Linked DNA regions of Homo sapiens: region 2 is linked to region 1. The links are chromatin loops, found by intact Hi-C in ENCODE. Cell type or tissue: dorsolateral prefrontal cortex. All regions are shown on one strand.

Region 1 (8,000 bases):
TGTCAGCCATCAAATTTGCTGTCCAGTGCAAACTCTGAGTTTGTCCAGGTCTGTCTGTCCCAGTAATTACCTGCCCATTGATCTAATTTTTGTTCTGACTTGTCACCTATTAGCAATATAGGCATTCTTGCTTTTAAATCAGAGGTTCTCAGATTTCTGAAGTAGTTCTCTTCCAAGGAAGGCACAGTCCCCTTGGGGGTTGTTTGGGAATGTGTCGGGGGGTATTTTGGGTTGTCCAGTCAGATTTTATCAGGCAGAGAGCAGTGATGCTAAGCTTCCTGAAACACACAGGACAGACCTGTTCAGTATAAGATCTCCTCACCCCAAATGTCCAAGGTGAGTTTAAATGGACAAATATTACCCAATACCTCCCTCTCAGTCCTGATGGCCCCTCCTAGGAACTTCACTTATCTCTGGATGAAGCAAATCTTCTGAAACACACAATCACCTGGTAATGCCACAGGGTGACTGACCTCAAAATGGCTCCCACAGTGATCTGTGGCACAACAGGACCACCTAAATGAGTCCAAAGACCTGGATTCAAGTCTCATTCTATCATTTCCTAGTGGTGTGGCCTCTGCTGAGTGACTTAACCTCTGTAAGCCTCAGTTTTCAGATCAGAAAAATGAAGATATGAAAACATACCTCACAGGGCTGTGCAGATTAAAATAGACGATAAGTGTGCAATCACTGCAAATAAAAAGCTCCATACACATGATACTTATTACGTGTATATGACCTGCTGCTTCTGCTGTCTGAGACACTTAGGAGAACGAGGCCTAAGCCTGGTTCCCAGAAGGCTAGGAAGTGAGCTTTGCTCTCCAAAATCATGCATTCGTTTATGAGTTTAGAGAGGACAATTTGTCTCTCCATTTCTTGGGCACATATGTAGGACACTCATTTTGAAGGCTGTGCATAACAGATGTCAAACATTCATGTTTCTAGGAAGAATGCCCCAAAGAAGTTACTGATTGTCTCTTCTGGCTTTTGGTAGTGCCTGGCCCTGATGGAGATTCAGGGCAGAGATGTTGCAAAGAAGGTGGGAGAAAGGCATCATTGTGATAAGCCCTGGAAATATAAGGGGCAATGTGGGCGTGGGGGGTAGGGTTTGCTGCCAAGTGGAAGAATTAATAAAGTTTTCAAATACGCACCGGCCCGGGACCTGGGATCAAACACACAAACAGCTAGGGACTTGCACAGCAACAAGAGAAGGCTGCTGAGGTTCTTAACAGAGGGGCCTAGGTGGTAGAGGTGGTGGGAGTGGGGAGGGCTGATCCAGGCAGACTGTGTATAAATGCTGGCAGGAATTCAGGAATGAGAGGGGTTGTGCCCGTGTGGAAAGTAGAGAGAGGTGTCTTCATGGTAAGTGGACTGGGGGAGGAGCATATCTTTGAAGGAAAGGCCGAGAAGGAGATGTCAGAGGGAGAGCCAAAATCAGCGTTTCTTAAACATGGGGCCACTGCTACTTTGAGTAAATTTAGTAAAATGTATTTGAACAAATTTAGTAAAAGTCTCAATATTTTAAACCATTGAGTCCTTTACCTACTGGTCTATTTATAAATCAGGGATCCCAAATTATTGGCTTGATCAAATTGGCAAAATTACTTATTTTATTTAAAATTAAAAAATAATACATACTTATTGTAGAAAATTTAGAAAATAGAGCTAAGCAAAAATAAGAAAACTTAAGGCACTCATAGTCCCACCACACAGAGATAACCATGGTTAACATTTTAGTGAGTTTTCTTCAGACACGATTATACATTTAAAATATAATAAATGAGATCATACTTTATATAATTTTTTTCACTTGCTATACTGCTAGTATCTCTCTAGCTTGGCTGAACTTGCTACTTGTCAATGGTTTGTCATCTGGCAATTTCAGGGTGCCCCTGTGGTAGTAGGAGATGGTGGACGGGTCGGGGGTGGATTGGGCAAGGGTTTCCAGGGGCAAGCGCTCATTGTGTTCAGTTAACCTGGAGACCTGATTCATATCCTCTTAGTGACCAGGAAGGTGACTGTTCCTGATGGAAGGCCAAACAGCCAGAGAGCCAAAGGAAAAGGTTACGTCTGTTTGAAAACAATGCTTGATATCCTTGTGGATGAACCATGGACACTTTGAGCTGTGCTTCCTTACACAGGCTTCAGTAGAAATGCTACTTAAAGAGATATTGGTTGCCTTTGTGTTGTTTATGTTGTAGAAAAGAACACACACACACACACCACACACACACACGCACACGCACATACGCAGCCATCACTCATAACCCCACAGAGATAACTGCTTTGACTTTTTGATTTTTTTTTATGCTTGGATCTTTCGTTCCTAATTTAAAATAATTCTGCCAACCAGAGTTTCCTATTATTACCATTTTGGTGCCATTATTTTTAAAACCAAAATTGTAGTTATTCTGATTTGGAGCTTCTTTATCTTCCTGTAGTAACCAAGTGTTTTCCTTAAGCCACTGGATAATCTTCTACATCATTTCAAACAGGTACCTGATAGTCCACTGAATGGATTATAAGGATGAAAAATAATCCTTTGTCACTGAGCATTTAGGTTATTTCCAACTTTAGGCTTGTTTTCCAATAATGTTTATAATATTAAAAATAAAATTAAGCAAATAGTTGTGCAACCTGCAAACAAAATCATGATCACTGAATACCCTGGTTATTCTTTTATGAGACGGAGCATGACATGGAAGAAACTCAGGAGACGGACATCCCACTGGCTCTGCTTTTGAGGATGTAGTTTAGTCTCATCCTCGTTTTACAGTGTAGAGAACTGAGAGTCAACAAACTTGAGTTACCTCTCCCAACCACAGAACAAGCAAATCATAAAACCCGAAAGTCTCTGACTTGCTGTCTTATGCCCTTTATTTGGTTAATATTGATTGATTGATTGATTGAGACGGAGTCTTGCTCTGTCACTAAGGCTGGAGTGCAGTGGCGCAATCTTGGCTCACTGCAACCTCCACCTCCCAGGTTTGAGCGATTCTCAGCCTCCTAAGTAGCTGGGATTACAGGCACGCGTCACCACAACCTGGCTTATTTTCGTATTTTTAGTAGAGACGGAGTTTCCCCATGATGGCCAGACTGGTCTTGAACTCCTGACTTCAGGTGATCTGCCCACCTTGGCCTCCCAAAGTGCTGTGATTACAGGCATGAGCCACTGCGCCCAGCCTATTTGGTTAATATTTAAATCCAATATTCTTAGATCTAAAAATACAAATAAGAAAAAAGGTGAGGGTTGTTGCTGATAATAATTCCAGCATCCTTTCTACCTGAGACTTATAGAATCATATTTCTGTTATTTAGATACATTTCCACTTATTTTAGGGATGGTGCCCTGGAAAGATACCGTATGTATTTGGTGTTGTCAACCTACACGATTTTGGTTTTAAATCTTTTCAATGCCTTTTTAAATTCATGCTGGCAACTTTTTGCAAAAACGTTTTTACCTGTTGCTATTGCATTATTCCATCCCCTTCCATTTTGGTTTCTATTTCTGTTAACTCTTGCCACCACATCATCACTCTGAGTCCTCAGGTTCACAGTGTTTATTATGGCTTAGACTCTTCTCATATTTAATAAAAGGGCCTGTTCATGTCTTTCATCGGGTTTGCAATAATCTCAGTATCATGCACATCCCTGAGTCTAGCATCTGTTCTCCCTGACTTTGCAATTTTGAATTCTGCTATTGTAACCTTCAAAGTGGTCCACATCACATCAGTGTGAAGTCGAACAGATGCCATGGCACAATGCAACTGGCTTTACTCTCTTTATGTGCTCAACCTATTCGGTGGTAGATGTGACACGACCCTCCCTCCACTCCCCTGTCACTTTTAGTAGTCTAAGCCTTCTGCTTTCTCATCACCATTGTATCTTCAAGGACTTCCAATTCCAGGAGAATGATTTAAAATCCTGTGAAAAAGAATCAGTGCTTCAAAACCTCTCTCTGTCATTCTTTTTAGGTCAATAGAAATGTTCATTTATGTGATTATTTGCAGTGCAAATACGATTATTCAGTGATGTTTTGAGCACATCATATCTTGCTAGTTTATTATTCCACAGTTTGCAATGACTCTTTGCAGAAGGAAGATCACAAATTAGATTAAGGAATATGTTTCATTTCCTTCGATCTAGGACACGGATAGGACTTCAGAGACTCCAGCAATTCTCCTTTGTCTTGCTTTTCAGACTCACATAATAGAACATCAATCTTGCAAAGGATCTCTCTGCCAAAACCACTGAGTTTAATTTAATGCACTACTTGGTCAAGACTGGAAGTCTTTATCTTCCATCCTCCATTAATATATCAATCTTAAGCATGACTGAAAAATGGGTACATTACTCGTAAAGATAAATTTGTGCATGTGCTCAGAAATGTCTCCTTTAGAATAATCAATAACAGATGTCCGATTGCCTCATATTTTCAGGTTTGAAATGTGACTTTATTAATGTAATAACGAATTACAGGACATAAACAGAAAAAAACCCAAACCAACCAACCCCCACCTACTTCCATGATCTGATTCAGGGAACTGAGTTGAAGAAAGGTATTGTGAGGTGCTTTGGTGCCCTCTGGTGGGTAATCATCTGAACAACACAGACGGTGTTTTAGTCATAGTTCATTTTGAAGGGGCCTTGGAAATCTGTTCCAATCCCCAAACTATAGGAGACAAAACAGAGCCCACGGGGCCCAGTGACTGGTGCAGAGTTCCAGGAAATCGTAATCCCGTGTCAGTCTAACTTGAAGCATTCTTGTTAAGGTTACTGGATAAGTATATAATTATCATATATTTGAAATTGTTTTCAGAAAATATTATCAGAAAAATTCTTCCACAGAGTAATTTTGGTGTGGAATGATCTGATGTATTTTATGATAACTTTTAGACAATGAAATTATATTTTAGAAGTGAATTATAGTCAGTTTAAATACTTACTAAATTCTATGAAAGTTTTGAGAAAAATTATTCAATATATTATAGATAGAAAATGTGACATTGATAAAATAGAAAAATTGCCAAGCTTTAACCAAACATCTGTTGAATGGAATTTTTTTTTTAACCATTGGGAAGGGAAAATACACCACATTATACTGTTGGATAAGACAAAACTTCTACACATATTCCTATAGCTCTATTTATCCATTTGACCATAACGTGCATTTTCATGCAATTTAAAATATTAATAAATGTGACTTTTCCAGAATATTTGGAGATTTTAGGCTTTTTTCTTTCTTCTTTAATTTATATTCTTTGAGTATCTCTCCTGACTTGGGGACATGTTTGGTAGAATTCCATATTTTAATGCTAAACTTTTCTTCTGATACAATTTAAATTCCAGCAAGATTTAATCAAAACTGCTAGAAGCTTAAAAACATACAGAATTGAATTATGGATTGTGTATACCAGTGGGTTGGAGTTGTTTTAATTTCTATTTTTCTTTCTCTTTCTGCCTCCTTAGGCTGTTGAATTTTACCATGTAGACAAGAGATCTAGGGAAAGAGGAGAAGGGAAGATATAAATCAAATTACACTTTGCAATCATCGTTTGAAGATTCAAATTCAGACGTGAAATCAATTGTTTAGAGAGGACATTTATGTTCAAATTGTAATATAACATCGTCTGTCTCAAACTTGGTTTGGGGTTTTTTTTTTACATATTAAAATTTCAGATTATCTTCAAATGTTGCTTGATTTGATTCAATCAGATTTGGCAACTAAAAAGTCCTAACAACAACAGCAAGAACATCTACATCTCGTTGAGAATGGACTAGGTGTGAGCCACTGCACTTGGCCTTCTCTATATTGCATTCCCTGAAACCTAAAACCGTATCAAAAGTGACACATCATCATTTTATATACCCCTTAGAAAAAAAGTGCAACTGAAATATTGCTAAATGATTTAATATCACATAGAATGTCATTGTATATATATTGAAAGAGCTGTATTAGGCTTAGCTAGACATTGATTCTTTTATCAGATATCACTCTTGTGCATGTATAAAAAGGTAAGTACGAAGAAATTGAGGTATTTCTAAACGTTTTTTGCATTCAGTCTATCTTCACTGAATCACTCTGACTCAGAATTGTTGAGGTTCTTGTTTCACTACCAGTATTGTCTTCTGTGGGTAGCACAGCATTTTTTAGAAGATGCCTATTATCTCCCATGCCACTGATACCTCTTCTGCAAGGCTTGGCATGCCGTGAAGCATTCTTGAGGTGTCAGCAGAAGGTTTCCAGAGAATAACCAGGACCCAAACTCCTTTCTCAAATGGTTCTGAGAACTTTGTTATTGTTTTCTGTCATTGCTGAAGATAATTAAAATTTCTCCGTGGCAGAGCCCTGCTGCCCAATTACAAAAATAACATCAACAGATCAATCTCCACAATCCTGAAGCAATCATGGCAGCTTTGATGATTTTGGTACAGGATGTGGTGAAAAATGTTATGGAATTCATCTTTATTTGTTTTTCAGAAATCACAATCAGAGCCCACTTACATTTTATGCGTACTTTCACACATTGTGTAGTGTCTTGTGTATTTCTTTCACCTCCACTGGAAGTTGAGTTCCAGTCATGCTACCAGTGTTAGCGAGTTTGTGCATGGACAGGCGATGATAGCTACATGCAGCTACACTCTTACGGATGGCAATTGTAAGATGCTGTAGATTGTAAGATACACTTCCATTTTGGAGATGTCAGACATGGGGAGACATAATTTTTTGAATCAGTGAAGTATGATGTGGTACTCTTTAATTTCCATTATAACCTTGTGAGGTAGATACTGTTTTCTCTAATTTACGGATTATTCAGTGAAACTATAGCACTAAAGGAAGATTTAAGAATACAGAGAACAGACTTTGCAAGAGGAATGGTTGCTTTGAGTTAGTCCTTTCTAAGCAATTAGAAGAAATGAGGAGTGATTGTTTCAGTTCATGGGACCTGGTATTAGGTATGTATCCTATTTACAAAGAAGTAAATTTATGATATATATTGTCTTTAGTGGGCCCAGAAAAAAAATGCACAGAATACTGAAGAATGTGTAAAAGTACTGATAAAATGTAACTGACCTCTAGTTTTGATTTCTGAAAAACAAATAGAGATGCATTTCATAACATTTTTTTCATTGTCTCCTGTACCAAAATCATCGAAGCTGCTGTGATTGCTTCAGTATTGTGGAGACTGAACTTTTGATGTTATTTTTGTAATTGGGCAGCAGGGCTCCTCCATGGAGAAATTTTAATTATTTTCAGCAAAGATCCAAAAGCTTCTTCAGAGAGAAGTGCTTCACAGCAGGAAATGGTGGCTAAGAGATTCATCCTATCGAAACAAGAATGTGTCAACAAATTTTCCCAGGCGTGTGCCAAGGAACTGCCTAAGGAATTTAAGCTGCCTGCAAGTTGTCACCATCTGGCCACAAAGGATACCTTTTATGAGAAAATCATGTTGTTATTCCATAAGGCAGTCATTATTTTATGTTGGCCACATTTCATGCAACTCAGCCCTCTGTTTTTAATGTGAAGACATTGGGTAGAAGTAATATCTTTTTGTCTCTTTGGGGGGCAGAGGGGAGTGAGTACCCCTGACATATAGTGGGTAGAGGCCAAGGATGTTGCTAAATATGTCGCAGTTCACAGGACAATCACTGCCTCTCTGTCCCCGCCCCCAACCAGGAATGATCAGGCCCAAAATGTCAATAGTGCTGAGATTGAGACATCTCAGTCTAGCCCCTTATAGTACTTCAGCTCCTACAAAATAGCATCTCTTCTGGAAAGCCTTTTGGGTGCCTCTTCCATGAGCTGCCTGGCATCCTATGCTCACTGCCTTCACAGAACTCATTATTCTGTTCTTGGTCTCTATTATGTCCTTAGAAACTGGCATTGTGCTTGAATACATTACATTGGTTACAAATGAATGACAGAAATTTAATTAGAACTAGCTTAGGCAAAATAAAGAATCTCAGGAAATATTGAAAAACCCAGCTTCAGCAAGGTC
Region 2 (8,000 bases), 210 kb before region 1:
ATTTTTTGTGTGGAAATTGTATGATTCACCTTCATGTGTTTTTGAAAAGGGATAGGGCAAAGAGAACTTTGTGGTTAATATTCCTGATCTGTTTGGAGTAGATGACATTGTTGGGAGATATGAGGATCTGTCCAAGTCTGTTAATGAACGAAATGAAAAACTCCAGATAACCTTGACCCGTTCACTGAGTGTGCAGGATGGCTTGGATGAAATGCTGGACTGGATGGGAAATGTGGAAAGTTCTCTGAAAGAACAAGGTCAAGTGCCTTTAAACTCTACTGCTCTTCAGGATATTATCAGTAAAAACATTGTAAGTGACTTTAAAAAAAAGTCCCATTTTCAGTTTTTTAAAAAAACAGTTTTATAAGCTCAAAGTGTAGTTAGATTTAAGATAAACTTAAGGACACAAAAAAGAGACATTTACTGAATATGAGTGTGGAAAGTAATGCTTGCACAAAATCAAGTGTGTAAAATGGTTTATCTGTGAAGAAGTGTAGGAAGGACTTTGTGTACTTTTTCTTGAATATTATTCATTATAGAGGGCTTATGCATACATTGAGTCTTATCTTGTTTATCATTGTTTCAGCCAGCTGCACATGAGGTTAATCAGATCAGTCTTGTCTAGTCTTTTAAGAATTAGGACCATGGCTAATCCCCAGGCTCCATTAGATTCTAGGGGTTGCTGAGTAGCAGCAGCCTCCTGCCTCTTTCGACCAACTAGCCAGCTGTTCTTCACTCTCTCAGAGAGATTTAAGATGGCATTCCTCAAGGGACAGACCAAACTTGTCATTCAGTTTCAACTGTTAACCTTCCTAGGCACAGGTTGTGCAAGCTTATGTTGTTAGGAATAGTCATTTAAAAAAATTCTGTCACATTATTTATAAGCATCATAATAAAAGATATGCAATATTTGGTTTATTTTAGATGTTGGAACAGGATATTGCAGGTCGTCAGAGCAGTATAAATGCCATGAATGAAAAAGTGAAGAAATTTATGGAAACAACAGATCCATCCACTGCATCCTCACTGCAAGCCAAAATGAAAGACTTGTCTGCTCGGTTTTCAGAAGCAAGTCATAAACACAAAGAAACTCTTGCCAAAATGGAGGAGCTAAAAACCAAAGTAGAACTGTTTGAGAACCTCTCAGAAAAGCTCCAGACATTTTTAGAAACAAAAACTCAGGCTCTTACTGAAGTAGATGTGCCAGGAAAAGATGTTACTGAATTGTCTCAGTATATGCAGGTATGCCTCCCTTACTACTCAGGAGGCTAATCAGATAGATTAATAGTTAGGGCAAACTCATATACTTAGTGCCAGAATTATAATTGGCAATCATTTTAATTGCTTATAGATTAGTAAAGATCTATGTTTTACTCCTTTAAGAATTTCAAACCTTATCTTTTCCTTGAAGCCTTTGCTGATTGATTGGAAATAAATATCATTTATCACATGTATCATAGGTAGTATAAGTATCATCTTACGTACCAGAAGCCACAAAGAGACAAAATATAGAATGCATTTTAAATTAAATAAGGTTTACTGTGTTCCCTTTCAAATAGCCTATATGCATGTTTATTATATTTAGAATACTGGCCATAGGCAGACTCATTCTTATGTGAAATTATGAATAGAGCCATTCTGATCCCGCACAGACCTCTGGATGGAATGCCATTTGAAGATCTAGCAACATTTATATTGACTGAATATCTTAATGCTTTGTAGGAATCAACTTCTGAATTTTTAGAACACAAGAAACATCTTGAAGTTTTGCATAGTCTCTTGAAGGAGATATCCAGCCATGGCTTACCAAGTGATAAGGCTTTGGTCCTTGAAAAAACAAATAATTTGTCAAAGAAATTCAAGGAAATGGAGGATACCATCAAAGAAAAGTAAGTACCACTTTAAAAATTATATTTTATTCTATTTATATTAATTAGAGTGAGATACTTGTATTTACTTATATAGATAACTGAAACAATTTTGAAAACTTGAGAATAAGCATAGGGCTACTTTATAGATGTTTTTATATTTTGATCATTTTTTGCTATTAAAGTTAACTGCATTATTTGGTTTAACATTTAGAAGGAAAATTCAATACTTCTTACATAAAAGTGGAAAATGTTGCATAAGAAAAACGATGGCGGTGGTATATTACTGAAAATGATCTAAACTTGCTGTAGTCTCTGAAGCCTAGGGCAAATATCACATTTTTATTTGCAAAGGCAGAAATAACCTTGAACAACAGCTCGTGGTTCTTTGCTTTCTGAGCTCAACTCAGAAACGATGTGCAATTTCAATATGGCCTTTTTAATATAATAGTTTACTTTTTAAAGAGCAGTAGATGAGATATGAACCTGTGAAAAAACACTATTAGAAACAAGTGAATGAACCTAAGTTGAGCTAAAAAGCTGTACAGGGCCTTGTGATTGAGCTTTTGTGTTTCTGATCTCACGTTAGTTTAGAATATACATCGGATTTTGCTAAAGTTTATGTAGAAAAGCCTCAGAACATAGAAAAGTCATTTCTCTTCCAACTACTGTTCTTTATTTCTTCAGAATTCTCTACCTAAAATGTTTGAGTGCTGCCTTTACTTCTCACAGAGCTATATGTTCCATCCTGTCATATGGTATTTAATTCACATTGCGTAGAAGAAATGTTCTTGGTTTTCTTAGGTGATCTCTAGGTTGTTTCTTCTTTCAAATGGGTCCAACTTTAAAATAATGTAGTTATCAGTATTAGTCCAGCTGCAGTGCATTCTTATCTGCCAGTATTCTGCACGCTTGCATATATGTACGTGTCATCCACATGCCAGATGTAACTGTCCTCACAGTTGTTCATGTGCTGGGCATGTGCACTGCCTCCGTGGTGCAGAGCATACAGAACGACCCATACAGTTCACCAGGGAGTTTCCTGAGTCTCTGTAGGGGAGGCACACATGAAAATTCTCTAGTCACTAGGTTTCAACTCATTTTGGGAGACTTGAATCTGGACTACCTGCAGCAGTTTATCCATCCATAAACGTGACTGTAGTATAGTGTAGAAACCAGTAGGTGGCATTATGTTTTCCTCATGTCAGTGATTGTCAACCTTTCCCTTCTGGTTCTGTGCCTGCCGGCATTCAGCATCACATAAAGGGGACAGATCAAAGCTCATTGAATGTAAATAATGTTCAAACTGTTTGTGTATTCTTAGAGTTTATGTAGCATTATAGAGAGTGCCATTACATATGGGCTACAGATTTCTTGAATACTCCTATCTTTATCAATGAACCTTGCCTGAAAAATAGACCAACAGTTATTTAGCTCAGGGGTCCCCTAACCCCTGAGGTATCTACTGGTCTATGGCCTATTATGAACTGGGCTGCACAGTAGGAGGTGAGTGGTGGCAGCAAAGCTTCATCTGTATTTACAGCTGCTCTCCATCTCTCACATTGCTGCCTGAGCTCTGCCTCCTGTCAGATCGTCAGAGGCATTAGATTCTCATAGGACCAGGAACCCTATTGTGAACTGCATGCAAGGGATCTAGGGTGCATGCTCCTTATGAGAATCTAATGCCTGATGATCTGCCACCATCTCCCATCACCCCCAGATGGGACTGCCTAGTTTCAGGAAAACAAGCTCAGGCTCCCATTGATTCTACATTATGGCGAGTTGCATAATTATTTTAATATATATTACAATGTAAATATAATAGAAATAAAGCACACAATAAATGTAATGCATTTAATCATCCCAAAACCATCCCCCCTCCCTGGCCTGTGGAAAAAATTATCTTCTACGAAACTGGTCCCTGGTACCTGAAAGGCTGGGGACTACTGATTTAGCTGATTTCAGTTGTCACCTATGAAACCTTTCCTCCTGTATCAAAGGGTTAGAGTACATGGAAGATGGTTTCTTAACATTGTGTGACATGAGAATAATAATTTATTTATTCTTCTTTCTGTGACTTAAATTCTTGTATGATTTTTGTTATGTAGAAAAGAAGCTGTAACTTCTTGTCAAGAACAGTTGGATGCTTTCCAAGTTCTTGTTAAATCATTGAAGTCATGGATAAAAGAAACAACAAAAAAAGTTCCCATTGTACAGCCTTCTTTTGGTGCAGAGGATTTAGGAAAATCTTTGGAAGACACTAAGGTGAATCATTGTTATCTAATACTAAATTTCCATTTGTGTCAATAATGAAAGATTAAAAGACTAATGGTAGTTTTCTTTGATCTAATATCATCTAAGTTTTATCCTCATATATGTACTGTATATTTTGTTGACCTTTGGAAATCATGGCATGGGGCTTAACTAATTCTTTTGGAAAAGGACATAAATTTTCAGTGGATTTGCTTTTTTAAAAAAAGGTGAATTAATGAGTTGCTGACTATTCTAGTAATCAAGTTTCCTTTCCTACCAAATCTCTACTTAGTTTCAGTAATTTTTTATACCACTTCTCATAATATTAAGCAAAACATCCTCTTCACTCAGCATTTTACTCTAGCTTGTATATATTACTATAAAGAGTATTTGGAAAGAGAAGTTATTTGAATCTCCTGCATAAATAGTGCACAAGTCTTTTGTCTTCTGACTCAAGGCTTATGCCTTGACCAATATGGCATTTTTTTTCCCCCATTCCAAATTTGTGGATGTGTGTGTGTGTTTTTGTTTTTTTTTTTTTTCGAGACAGAGTCTTGCTCTTTTGCCCAGGCTGGAGTGCAGTGGTGTGATCTTGGCTCACTGCAAGCTCTGCCTCCTGGGTTCACGCCATTCTCCTGCCTCAGCCTCCCTAGTAGCTGGGACTACAGGTGGCTGCCACCACGCCCAGCTAATTTTTTGTATTTTTTTTAGTAGAGACAGGGTTTCATCATGTTAGCCAGGATGGTCTCGATCTCCTGACCTCATGATCCACCTGCCTTGGCCTTCCAAAGTGCTAGGATTACAGGTGTGAGCCACCTCGCCCGACCGTGTGTGTGTTTTTAAAAGTAATTGAAATTTTTAGGATTAAAATATGCTGTAAAATGAAGTTCTGAATTCCTATTTATTTTTATTGTTCCTAGTACCTTTTATTTGTGACTGGTCTCTTACCTAGTACAGTTTTACAGACTTACAGTTGACAGTTATTTTGGAACCCATAGCAGCCAGGAATAGCCTGACTCCCACTTTGGCTAGGATTTTACTTGCCACTTCTGAAACCTTTGAAGGCAGAATGGGCCATACATACCCAACCGTTAACTGAGATAACAGTCACCTGGGCTGTGGGAACAAATAGGTGCCTTTTTCTTTCATCGACTCCCTCACAAATCAGGGTCTACAATTATTACTACTTTAAGATATGTTTAAGAAACTGAATTATAATGTGCAACTCTGAAAATATTAAGATGGAAAAATAATGTGTTTTTATATCTCAAGAAATTACAAGAAAAGTGGAGTTTAAAAACACCAGAGATTCAGAAAGTAAACAACAGTGGGATCTCACTATGTAACTTAATAAGTGCTGTGACCACCCCTGCAAAGGCAATAGCAGCAGTTAAATCAGGTATGAGCTTTATTTACATTTATGGCAAAAACTAAGAATCAGGTTTACTCATGTCAATTTTGTGTATGTTATTTTTTAAATTAATGCATAAAATAACCTCAGAAATACAAAGTGAAAGTGACAAGAAACATGGCATCTGTAAGCACACTGTGCTGGGAATGTATCTGTACTAATCAAATTTCAAATCCTTCTTATGTTTTATTTTATTAGACTGTATTTAAAATGTAGCTAAATTAATATGTAAGAATAAGGAATGTTATATTGGGGAAGGGAACAGATCATATTCAAATTTGTTTGCTTTTTACCTTAATTAAATGGAGATATTGAAATTCTATTTAAAATATTTAATTATAATATTTGATAAAGAAATGAGTCTGGGCAGCTGGGAAAGAAGTGAGGGAAGGAAATAGGCCCTTTTCTATAGCGTGGGCACTCTGTTATTTTATTCCTGCGTATTTTATTCTGTACATCATTCCCAAAGAAAACAATTATGCAGTATGTGAGCCGGCATATCTGTATCGCAATCTAAGTCATGGTTGAGCCACCTTTCTCAATAAAATGGGAGATTCATGTGTAAATATTGATTCTAAAATTAATTTAAGCAAGTTATGGGTATAGTTTTTAGTTTGAAACATACAGTAACAAGTTTTTTTAAAAAAATAATGGGCAGAAGGCAGCTCTGATATCTTTTTTCTGAGAGTTCTGAGTATCCTCTGTGGGGTATCTAGTCTGACCAGCCCCCAGCTGTCCCTATTGTGATACTGATGTTCCAGCTGGGCCCTTCTCAGCCAACCATTTATTCCACTCTATTAATCCTATTTCAGGGACTACCCATATTATAATGGTGTGATGATTTCTCCTTTTTCTTCTAATCAGATTTCCTGAAGTGTGAAGTTTTGTTGTTTTTTTTTTAAGAAGAGGAATTCTACTGTGCTTTATTTATTTTAGCTCTTCATGTCCCCTTTATATTTGCCATAAATATCAAGTGTTTTTTTTGTTGTTGTTGCTGTTGCTTTGGGATTTTTTTTTTTTTTTTTTTACTCTTGGTAACTACCAAGCATGGTAGGAATTAGTAGTGAGCATCTACAGGATATTTTCACTTCCATCTGAAATCCCATCATGTTTAATTTTTTTTAAAGGGACAAAGTTAAGATTCAGATATTTTAATGTTTCTGTTTAGACTTGTTATTATGTTTTTGATCTGAGAAATGTCTTTGTGTTTTGGATACATAGCCGATAGATACTAGTATGAGAAAGTCTAACTGATATTTTAATATTCTGATTATGAAAAAGTACCAATGCTAGATTGTTATGTAATAAAAGTGAACTGTTAGTTTACTGCTTACTGACTAGTTTCTACTTGCTAAGCAATGGACCTTTGGTTCCCACAGTGGTGTTTGGTTCCCACAGTTAGGTATTATTATTCCCATCAGTTTGGCTGATTGATTTGTCCAGTCACCTGGCTAGTAATTAGTGAGGCTGGGGCTTAAATTTAGGTAAGTTATACAGCAAGACCTAGGTACTCCTAACCACCATGCTCTCTCTTAGTGTTGACGTAATATGAGTTTAATAATCGATTTATTTTCTTTTTCACTTTCAACTTCTTTTTTATGTATTTAAAAAAATTATTCTGCCTCCATTAAGCCCATGATAACACCATGTAACTGCACCAGACAATTTTCAATCTTTAAGTAAGGCAGATGCTCTTTTGTCAGTCATGTATGCATTGTTCAACACACTTATATACTGAGCACCTTCTGAGCTTCAGGACCTTTATCATTAAGATAATTTTAACAGTAAAGTGAGAGGTGGCTGGCAAGATGGCTGAATAGGAACAGCTCCAGTCTGCAGCTCCCAGTGAAATCAATGCAGAAGGCGGGTGATTTCTGCATTTCCAACTGAGGTACCCAGCTCATCTCATTGGGACTGGTTAGACAGTGGGTGCAGCCCACGGAGGGCGAGCAGAAGCAGGGTGGGGTGTTGCCTCACCTCGGAAGCACAAGGGGTCGGAAAACTTCCCTGCCTAGCCAAGGGAAGCTGTGAGGGACTGTGCCATGAGGAATGGTGCATTCTGGCCCAGATACTACACTTTTCCTATGGTCTTCGCAACTCACAGACCAGGAGATTCCCTCGGGTGCCTGCACCACCAGGGCTCTGGGTTTCAAGCACAAAACTGGGTGGCCATTTGGGCGGACACCAAGCTAGCTGCAGGAGTTTTTTTTTCTATACTGCAGTGGCACCTGGAACACCAGTGAGACAGAACCATTCACTCCCCTGGAAAGGGGGCTGAAGCCATGGAGCTAAGTGGTCTAGCTCAGCAGATCCAACCCCTACGGAGCCCAGCAAGCTAGGATCCACTGGCTTGAAATTCTCACTGCCAGCACAGCAGTCTGCAGTCGACCTGGGATGCTTGAGCTTGGTGAGGGGAGGGGTGTCCACCATTACTGAGGCTTGAGTAGGTGGTTTTCCCCTCACAGTGT

What was found. Hi-C counts contacts between places; a loop is a spot of excess contacts. Peaks named below come from ENCODE experiments on the same cell type or tissue, not always from the same donor. Only the 100,000 strongest peaks of a DNase experiment are listed, where the experiment ranks them.
Region 2: a loop joins it to region 1, with 5 times the contacts of the local background. A loop is called at or near these places in 51 of 110 quality-filtered maps.

Annotation. Positions count from the first base shown.
Region 1 is chr6:56,356,002-56,364,001 of GRCh38, reverse strand. It overlaps a transcript of COL21A1 not described here. Among named protein-coding and RNA genes, the nearest start is that of COL21A1, 110 kb to the right of the region's middle. In dorsolateral prefrontal cortex, CTCF peaks have their summits at 4,371 and 4,586 (motif pointing left); a DNase peak (open chromatin) is centred at 4,591; H3K4me3 peaks cover 389 bases; H3K27ac peaks cover 930 bases.
Region 2 is chr6:56,565,989-56,573,988 of GRCh38, reverse strand. DST (dystonin) reads left to right here. Exons shown (of 104, transcript NM_001374736.1): 51 at 102-310; 52 at 925-1,242; 53 at 1,723-1,889; 54 at 3,977-4,133; 55 at 5,394-5,520. Among named protein-coding and RNA genes, the nearest start is that of DST-AS1, 270 kb to the left of the region's middle. In dorsolateral prefrontal cortex, CTCF peaks have their summits at 2,840 and 3,043 (motif pointing right); no DNase peak of the experiment used is centred here; H3K27ac peaks cover 1,992 bases.